Regions from separate parts of the Homo sapiens genome. Here region 2 is linked to region 1. Evidence: chromatin contacts called from ENCODE Hi-C data. All regions are on one chromosome and are shown on one strand. The core of a region is the stretch at or near the end of the contact, and the rest is flanking DNA. Distances in the headings are between cores, read along the strand shown. Region 1 holds the start of ZNF582 (zinc finger protein 582). Region 2 holds the start of ZNF132-DT (ZNF132 divergent transcript).

What was found. Hi-C counts contacts between places; a loop is a spot of excess contacts on that map. Pooled maps may share reads with other maps.
Region 2: a pooled map shows a loop between it and region 1 (10-fold over the local background). The contact joins the promoter of ZNF132-DT here to the promoter of ZNF582 in region 1. A Hi-C loop is called at or near these places in 6 of 50 pooled maps.

What each region holds. Positions count from the first base shown.
Region 1 is chr19:56,391,772-56,395,293 of GRCh38, forward strand. It overlaps ZNF582 (zinc finger protein 582), which reads right to left and starts at 1,763. Exons shown (of 5, transcript NM_001320371.4): 1 at 1,449-1,763; 2 at 1-61. ZNF582-DT (ZNF582 divergent transcript) reads left to right here and starts at 1,905. Exons shown (of 2, transcript NR_037160.1): 1 at 1,905-2,282.
Region 2 is chr19:58,438,574-58,441,948 of GRCh38, forward strand. ZNF132-DT (ZNF132 divergent transcript) reads left to right here and starts at 1,875. Exons shown (of 1, transcript NR_186311.1): 1 at 1,875-3,375. It overlaps ZNF132 (zinc finger protein 132), which reads right to left and starts at 1,580. Exons shown (of 3, transcript NM_003433.4): 1 at 1,186-1,580. The coding sequence starts at 1,248. It also overlaps a transcript of ZNF324B not described here. RefSeq lists enhancers at 1,246-1,756, 1,989-2,118, 2,268-2,777.

The DNA of each region.
Region 1 (3,522 bases), core at 513-3,012:
GCTGATAGGTCCTCCTTCTGGTTCCTCTCTTGGGGAAGGGCAGAGTCCTGCGACGGTAGAGCTGGGGGAGGAAAGAGCAAACATGAGAGGCTAGGCTTGCCTCACAGTTCCTAGAATGCCAAGTTACAAGTCCCCACCTGCTTGCCCTCTGCCCACCAAGAAAATGAGAAGGAGGGGGAGGCAAAGGGATCCTCACCCAACCCCAGGAAACCAGCTTTAGCTGCTGCAAGGCAAAGGGGAACCAGTGGTCCTTTCCCTCCCATTTCCCCTAAACATCCAGTGGTTCTGTTTTGCTGCAAATGCAAGTCTAAGACAGGGATGCTGAGGGCTGTTCTAGTGACTGAGACCCACATGTTACCTCAAGGACAAGGAGGGCTTCCCTCAAGCCAGGGAGCATAGAAGGCCTGCATCATTTGCATAGCCCCAGCCTAGAATAAAGCCTTTCCAGGACTAGGCCATTTAACTCTCTCCTGCAGCAAATATAACACCTTTGAAAGTCTACCTGGCTCTTTTCCCAACCGCCAAATATACAAAAAGCTCTACAGCCCAAACTGAGGCTTTGTGCATGCCACTTCATGGAGCATGCCTTGCATCAACAAATGGGATAGAGTTGGAAGGAACAGTAAGAGACAAATTACACACAGCACGCCCAGTGCTCCATTATCAGCACATAAATGTGTCCTTCCATAGAGACACAGCAGTGCACAAAGCTGCATGTCCAATAATATTTGCTAAATAGGAGAACTGAAAATTAGTACGTAAGTAGGCAAGTCCACAAGTAGCCAAGAGGTTGAATCATTTTTGGCACAGCCATATAATGGGATGCCAAGTGACTATCAAAAATGACTATCAAAAACTGACAAGCAAAGATATTAACTACTGAATCCTTTGAGAACATTCAGCAAAAAGAAGTCAAACTCACTAACACACAGGCTAAAAACAAAACAAAACAAAAAAATTGGAAGAAAAAACACCCAAGTATTCGCAGTGTTGTCATTTAACCAGTTCTTGAGCTCACTGTTAAACAAGAAGTACTCTGTAAAGGAGTATATAAGGTGCCTACTGCATTACAAACATTTGGTTCTAAGTAACGTGTAAGTGAAATAATTATGAATGTTGCTTAATATGATGTAATAGGCAGCTTTTCCTTATTATGACCACTTTTATAAGCATTATTTGTATTAACTGCACGATATCCTATTTACAAAGGATGGCCTGTGATCCACTCAAGTGTTTCCCCATTGCTGGACATAGAATTTGAACATATAAAATGTTCCCAAGTATAAGTTTTTCTAAACTAGCGGTTCTAAGTCTTCTGGGGTCTTGTAACTCTCTGAGAACCTCATGAAACAAGATTTCCTCTCAGATTAAAAAAAAAAAAAGGCACGCATAACAGTGAATGCAAAACATCCGCAATTTCAGGGGGTCGGAGACCCCTGCGCACCCACCTAAGGGGTCCATGCACCTGGGCTATGAGGCTGGAAGCAGAAAGGGGGCGCCAGAAAGCGCACGCCGCGAGGGCCGGCGGGAAATGTAGTCTCACGCCGGTAAAGCCACAGAGCGACGATGAGGCGAGACGTCTGCGTTCTTCTCAGGCCTGAGACCCAACCGGCCCGGGCACCAGCTCCTGCTGGACCCCAGAGCGCCTGGAAAGCTCCGGAACCTCTCACCTGCCGCCTCCTCGGGTCCAAGTGCCACCGCGGCCGCGCCCCCGGCAGCCCAGGGCGCGCTTCCACCACGGTACCGGTGGATTCGCCGTGCGCAGCCGGAAGATGGCGCAGACGCACAAAGCACACCGATGCTGCGCCATGATAGGGCCGGCGCCGCAGTGTCTTCCGGGAAACATAGTCTTTAGGCGTAAAGGCAGCAGCCCGGCCTTGAAGCCGGATCTCGCGATGTTTCAGGGTGAGCCGGACGCAGGCGTGCCTGCGCAGTGCGCGGAGGAGTGCTGTTCGTGTGTTCGAGTCCCTGGGTTGCTTCCTGGGGTCTGTGGTGCTGGGTGTGCTATCTGCGTGTGATTCTCTAGCGAGAGATTGTGGGCGAGTGACCGAGTGGGCAAGGGGCCGTCACTGTGTGTGCGTGATTTTGACAGTGTGTGGTGGTAGCTTCTGACTCCGCGTGGGTCGTTGAATGTATGACTGGGACCGTTTAGCGGTGGATACACAACTGTGTGCGGCTGTGGAAGATTGCCTCATCCGTTACGTTCCCATTTCCGTGGAACAACAGTTTTACCAGAAGGTTTCGAAGGAACCTTAAAGTTTGGAAGCGTAAGAGTTTATCTGGTAACTAATTTTAAACATTACATCTATGGTGAGTTAAATGTGGGTTATGAAGGAGAACGCAAAATAAAAACGTTATAAAGATGTAAAGGAGTTTTATGGGGCGGCATCTCTTGGGCAAATATCAGACCGCCGTAGGTAGTTGTTAATTCTCTCTTGTTTTTAGGCGGCTTTGGTGTCATCAAATGTGAGAAGCCCTGGACTTTACACATCCCGAGCCAGTGTGATCCAGTATGATTGGGAGTCCGAGTGCCAGATGCCGGTCAGGACCTGTTATGCTGGGTCTCAGAATGCGGAAACTCTCCCTGTCCGAGGTGGAACAGTTTGTCCTTGAGTGAGGACTGGAGTCCTGAGTGACTCTTTTGATTTGATCCTGTTTCCCTCAAACCTGGTGAGCTCTATGGTGTAATAAATGGTTAAGAGTGTGAACCCTTAACCATCTCTAAGACTGGAGCCAGAATGCCTGAACTCCAGTCTTAGAGATGTGCCTCGGTCTCCACATTTGAAAGTGAGGATGATTGTGGCATCTAATTCATTGAGTTGTTGGGGAGGAGTAACTGATATGTAAAATAATGCTACTGCTGCTGGATAAGGATGCTAATATGACTGAAGCTAATGCTTTCTTTCTGCAAAGATGCTTTTTCCAAAACACACCATATTGCCTCTTTACACATTCTTCAGGAGAGGGTAGAGGCTGCATTTTCCTTGTAGGTGCGGTGATGTGGTGGAAAGCACACTTTTAGAATTAGACAGATGTGGATTCAAATAGCATTTCAGCCATTTATTAGTTTCTTCGTGCCTATCTCGGTTTTGTTTTGTTTTTTTTTTTTTGTCCATAAAAGGAAGAATGTAATGCTGGGCTTGCAGCTTTGTCCTGAGGGTCAAATAAAATGATTTAATAATATAAGCAAAGCTCAGAGGTTGGTTATTGCTGATTACTGATATTAAAAGACAACTTCAGCAAGGATGGTTGAATTTCACACTTGTGAGCGGACAGTTGAGGAGACAGTTGTAGATTTATCCTACTTGACCTTATTTGTGGTTCAAGACAGTGTTGCGAGTTCAAGAGGAGAGGGTAGATGCAAAAAGTCATCATCTTTCCTATGTTCTCTGATCTTGGGAAGGGGCGAGTGGCTCTAGTTTCCCTTTAACATCCCACTGTGTTGAGTGTGTCTATATGTACATGCGTCAGTATTTGCTTATGGAGGAAAGGAAGGAAAAAGACCAAACAGGTACAAAGCCA
Region 2 (3,375 bases), core at 625-3,124, 2.0 Mb after region 1:
AGCCATTCTCCTGCCTCAGCCTCCCGAGTAGCTGGGACTACAGGCACCCACCACCACGCCTGACTAATTTTTTGTATTTTTAGTAGAGATGGGGTTTCACCGTGTTAGCCAGGATGGTCTCAATCTCCTGACCTAGTGATCCACCTGCCTCGGCCTCCCAAAGTGCTGGGATTACAGGCGTGAGCCACCACGCCCGGCAATTTTTTTTTTTTTTTAAGACAGAGTCTCGCTCTGTCACTCAGGCTGGAGCGCAGTGGCACGATCTCAGCTCAATGCAACCTCCATCTCCCAGATTCAAACAGTTCTTCTGCCTCAGTTTCCCAAGTTGCTGGGATTACAGGTGCACACTACCATGTCCTGGCTAATTTTTCTGTATTTTTAGTAGAGGTGGGGTTTCGCCACGTTGGCCAGGCTGGTCTTGAACTCCTGACCTCAAGTGATCTGGCCGCCTTGGCCTCCCAAAGTGCTGGGATTACAAGTGTGAGCCACTGCACTCAGCCTTAGGTCAATCTTAACATTTCACTTTCTTTCACTGTCCCACATCAGGTAATCCATGGCCCAGTTTGGGCAGATTCAGAAGCCAACCATCTGTCCTACCTCCACGGGCACCCCTCTGTCCAGCTACCCAAAGCACACATCTGGACCACATCTGTCAGCTCCTCACTGGCCTTCCTGCTCCACCATCACCATCCCTCCAGTCTGCTGCCCACTAGGCATCCATAGGGCGTCTGTTAAGACTGGAGTCAGAGCACCTACTTCCTCTACTCCAAACCTTCCATGGCTCCCACCACCATCAGAATAGAGGTCCAGCTCCTCAGGCTGCCATTCCAGGCCTAACTATTGGTTTCCCTTCCCTGTTTCCACCAGACTAAATGGAGACCGGCAGTCCCCAGAATGCTTCCATTTCATCACCACTAAACAAGGTACACATGCTGGTCACTGTCCCTGGGACAGCCTTCCAGATCTCATTCCACAGGATTCCAGAAATGGGAATCCCTCGATATAACCCCTTGCCTGGATTCAGGATGGTAAGGGTAAGTGACTCCCAGGGCAGGGCCCAGGACCCACGTGTGAGGACAGGACACGATCAAGAGTCCCAGGACACCAACATCCCCTCTATCTGGGCTTCAGGATCCTGAGGGCCGGAATCCCAGCGGGTGAGGGCCTGGGGCACACTCCACTTACCTGCGCCGGGCCCATCAGCAACGCTGGCAACCCCATTAGAACCTGTGGGCTGGGCAGGGCCATAACAGGAGGCCCAGGGCTAGCCCTGCCGCTGGGCCGAACCCTCACACTTCCGCTGGGTGACGGTCGCACTCAGGACCTGTCTTCCCAAATGCAAAATGCGCGCAAGGCCTCTGGGCACCGCAGGGACGAAGGCTGGGTATGGAGACCCTGGAGACGCGTGGCGCTGGCTCCACTTTCGGGAACACCTTGGCTCATAAAAGCAGAGTAATTAGCCGGGCACTATGGTGCGTGTGAAGGCGCGGTGACGGTCCCTGCACCCACTCCCGTGCCCTGGTGTGGCTCCAGAGGCCTGCTGTAGCCCAACCCACCAGCAGCAAAATGAGGACCGCAATGGCGGCGCCGGAAGTCCCGCCTCTCAATGACAGCTCGGACTTGCCACTGGTCCGAGCTTTCATTGGCTCAAGGATCCCCGCCGTCTATGACGCTATTTCCCTATGCCCGTCACGCTACTGCTAGGTCGTTGCCAAGGTGATTGAGGAATGGCGTTTATTGCGTCGCTGCTCAGGCAACGCAAACTACATTATCCAGAAGGACCCTCGCGGTGCCTCAGGGCTGGCCATTGGCAGCCGAGGAGACAGGCACTTCCGGGCGGAGTGTAAGACGCTGGCCAATCACAGCCTGGCAGCGGGACTTCCGTCGTCGTCCTCGGACCATCACTTTGGCATTTCTCGATTTTGTCTGCTTCTGAAGGGACCGCGTTGTCAGGCGAGGGACGGAATCTTGGAGGCTCCCTGGGCCCATGGAAACAGGAGCGAGGAAGGCACGAGAGTCGGGGAAGTTCCGCCTTCTTGACATACAAGCGCCCCCACCGCGGCGAATATCGCCCCTGAGCCCAGTGTTCGCCCCCCACAACACCGCACCCCCCTTCCCCACCCTGTGCCTTAGATAAAGCCGGCCCAGTGGGACCCTCAGGTTGCACCGCGCGGAGGTGTCCGCGGCTCTCGGGAGTCGTCGCCCTTGGCGTTATGTTGGCTTTAGGGAGCGCGAGGCCGAGGCCAAGAAAAGCTACGCATTGGGAGGTCTTGACCCAGTGTGCGCCCGGCTGTAGGCATGGAACGTGCGCCAAAGGTCTCCTGGCACCCACTCCGCTGGACTCAGCACCATTGTCCTAAGTCTCCGATTGAGAAGTATCTGCCCCAGGTCCTCTGCGGGCCCCACTGAACAGTGTGGAGCGTTCACAGGTTGGGGGTCACCATTTCAGAATCCAGTTTGTTGAGACGTGGAGGGTACAGGAGGAGGGATCTGCATATGCGAAGACTTGGACTTGACCCTGACCTGAGCGTTCAGGCAGGCTCTCATGCCCCCTTGGCAGCGAGTGGAGAGCGTAAGAGGAGTCCTGCCTCTCCTGGCACACCGAGGGCGCCTGGGAGCCATGAAAGGTGTTGAACAGAAAAGGGATGGACATGACCTGAGTTAGAATTTGGAAAGTATTTCAGTGGTTGCTGAATGAACACACTACTGGAGAAGGTGGTTGTAGTGGGGCTGGAAGCAGGGAGACTGTGGGGGAGGTTATTGCAGTATTGTTCCAGACAGTTATGATAGTGGCCTGTCCAGAACGGAAGCAAGAAGGATGGGAGAAGTGATCAGATTCCCAGTGGATCTTCAAGATAGAGCTAATGGAATTTTTTGCTACCTTAGATAAGTGGAATAAGCATGAGTAGGGGTGAAGGACCATCCCAAGTAGTTAGGAAGAATTAGGATGCCTCCTGTGGAGAATAGAGGTTGGCAGTTGGCAGGAGGAGGATGTTTCATGGAAGATTAGCGATGGATTTTGTAGGTATAGAGTCTGAATTGTCTGGAGACCTGTGAGTGGAGGTGTCAAATGGGCCTCTGGATATATAGAATTCTGGTGTGGCTTCAGGACGTCCAGACTGCATTATGTTGGTGGCCTGGCCCAGTGAACGGCCTGAGGATAGGATTTGGGAAGGAGGGTTTTAGGTTGGAGGACCAGTGGCTAGGGCTCACGCTCAGTGCTTAGATCACATCTGTCTGCCCATTGGCTTGGTGTTGCAGGGCTTAATGACCTTTGAGGACAGGGTCAGTACATCTTCCAAGAATGTGGGGCTCCTTAGTGAGGTCCAAGGGGGCTTCTACAGTGACATGATACTACAGAGCTTTGTACTCCAG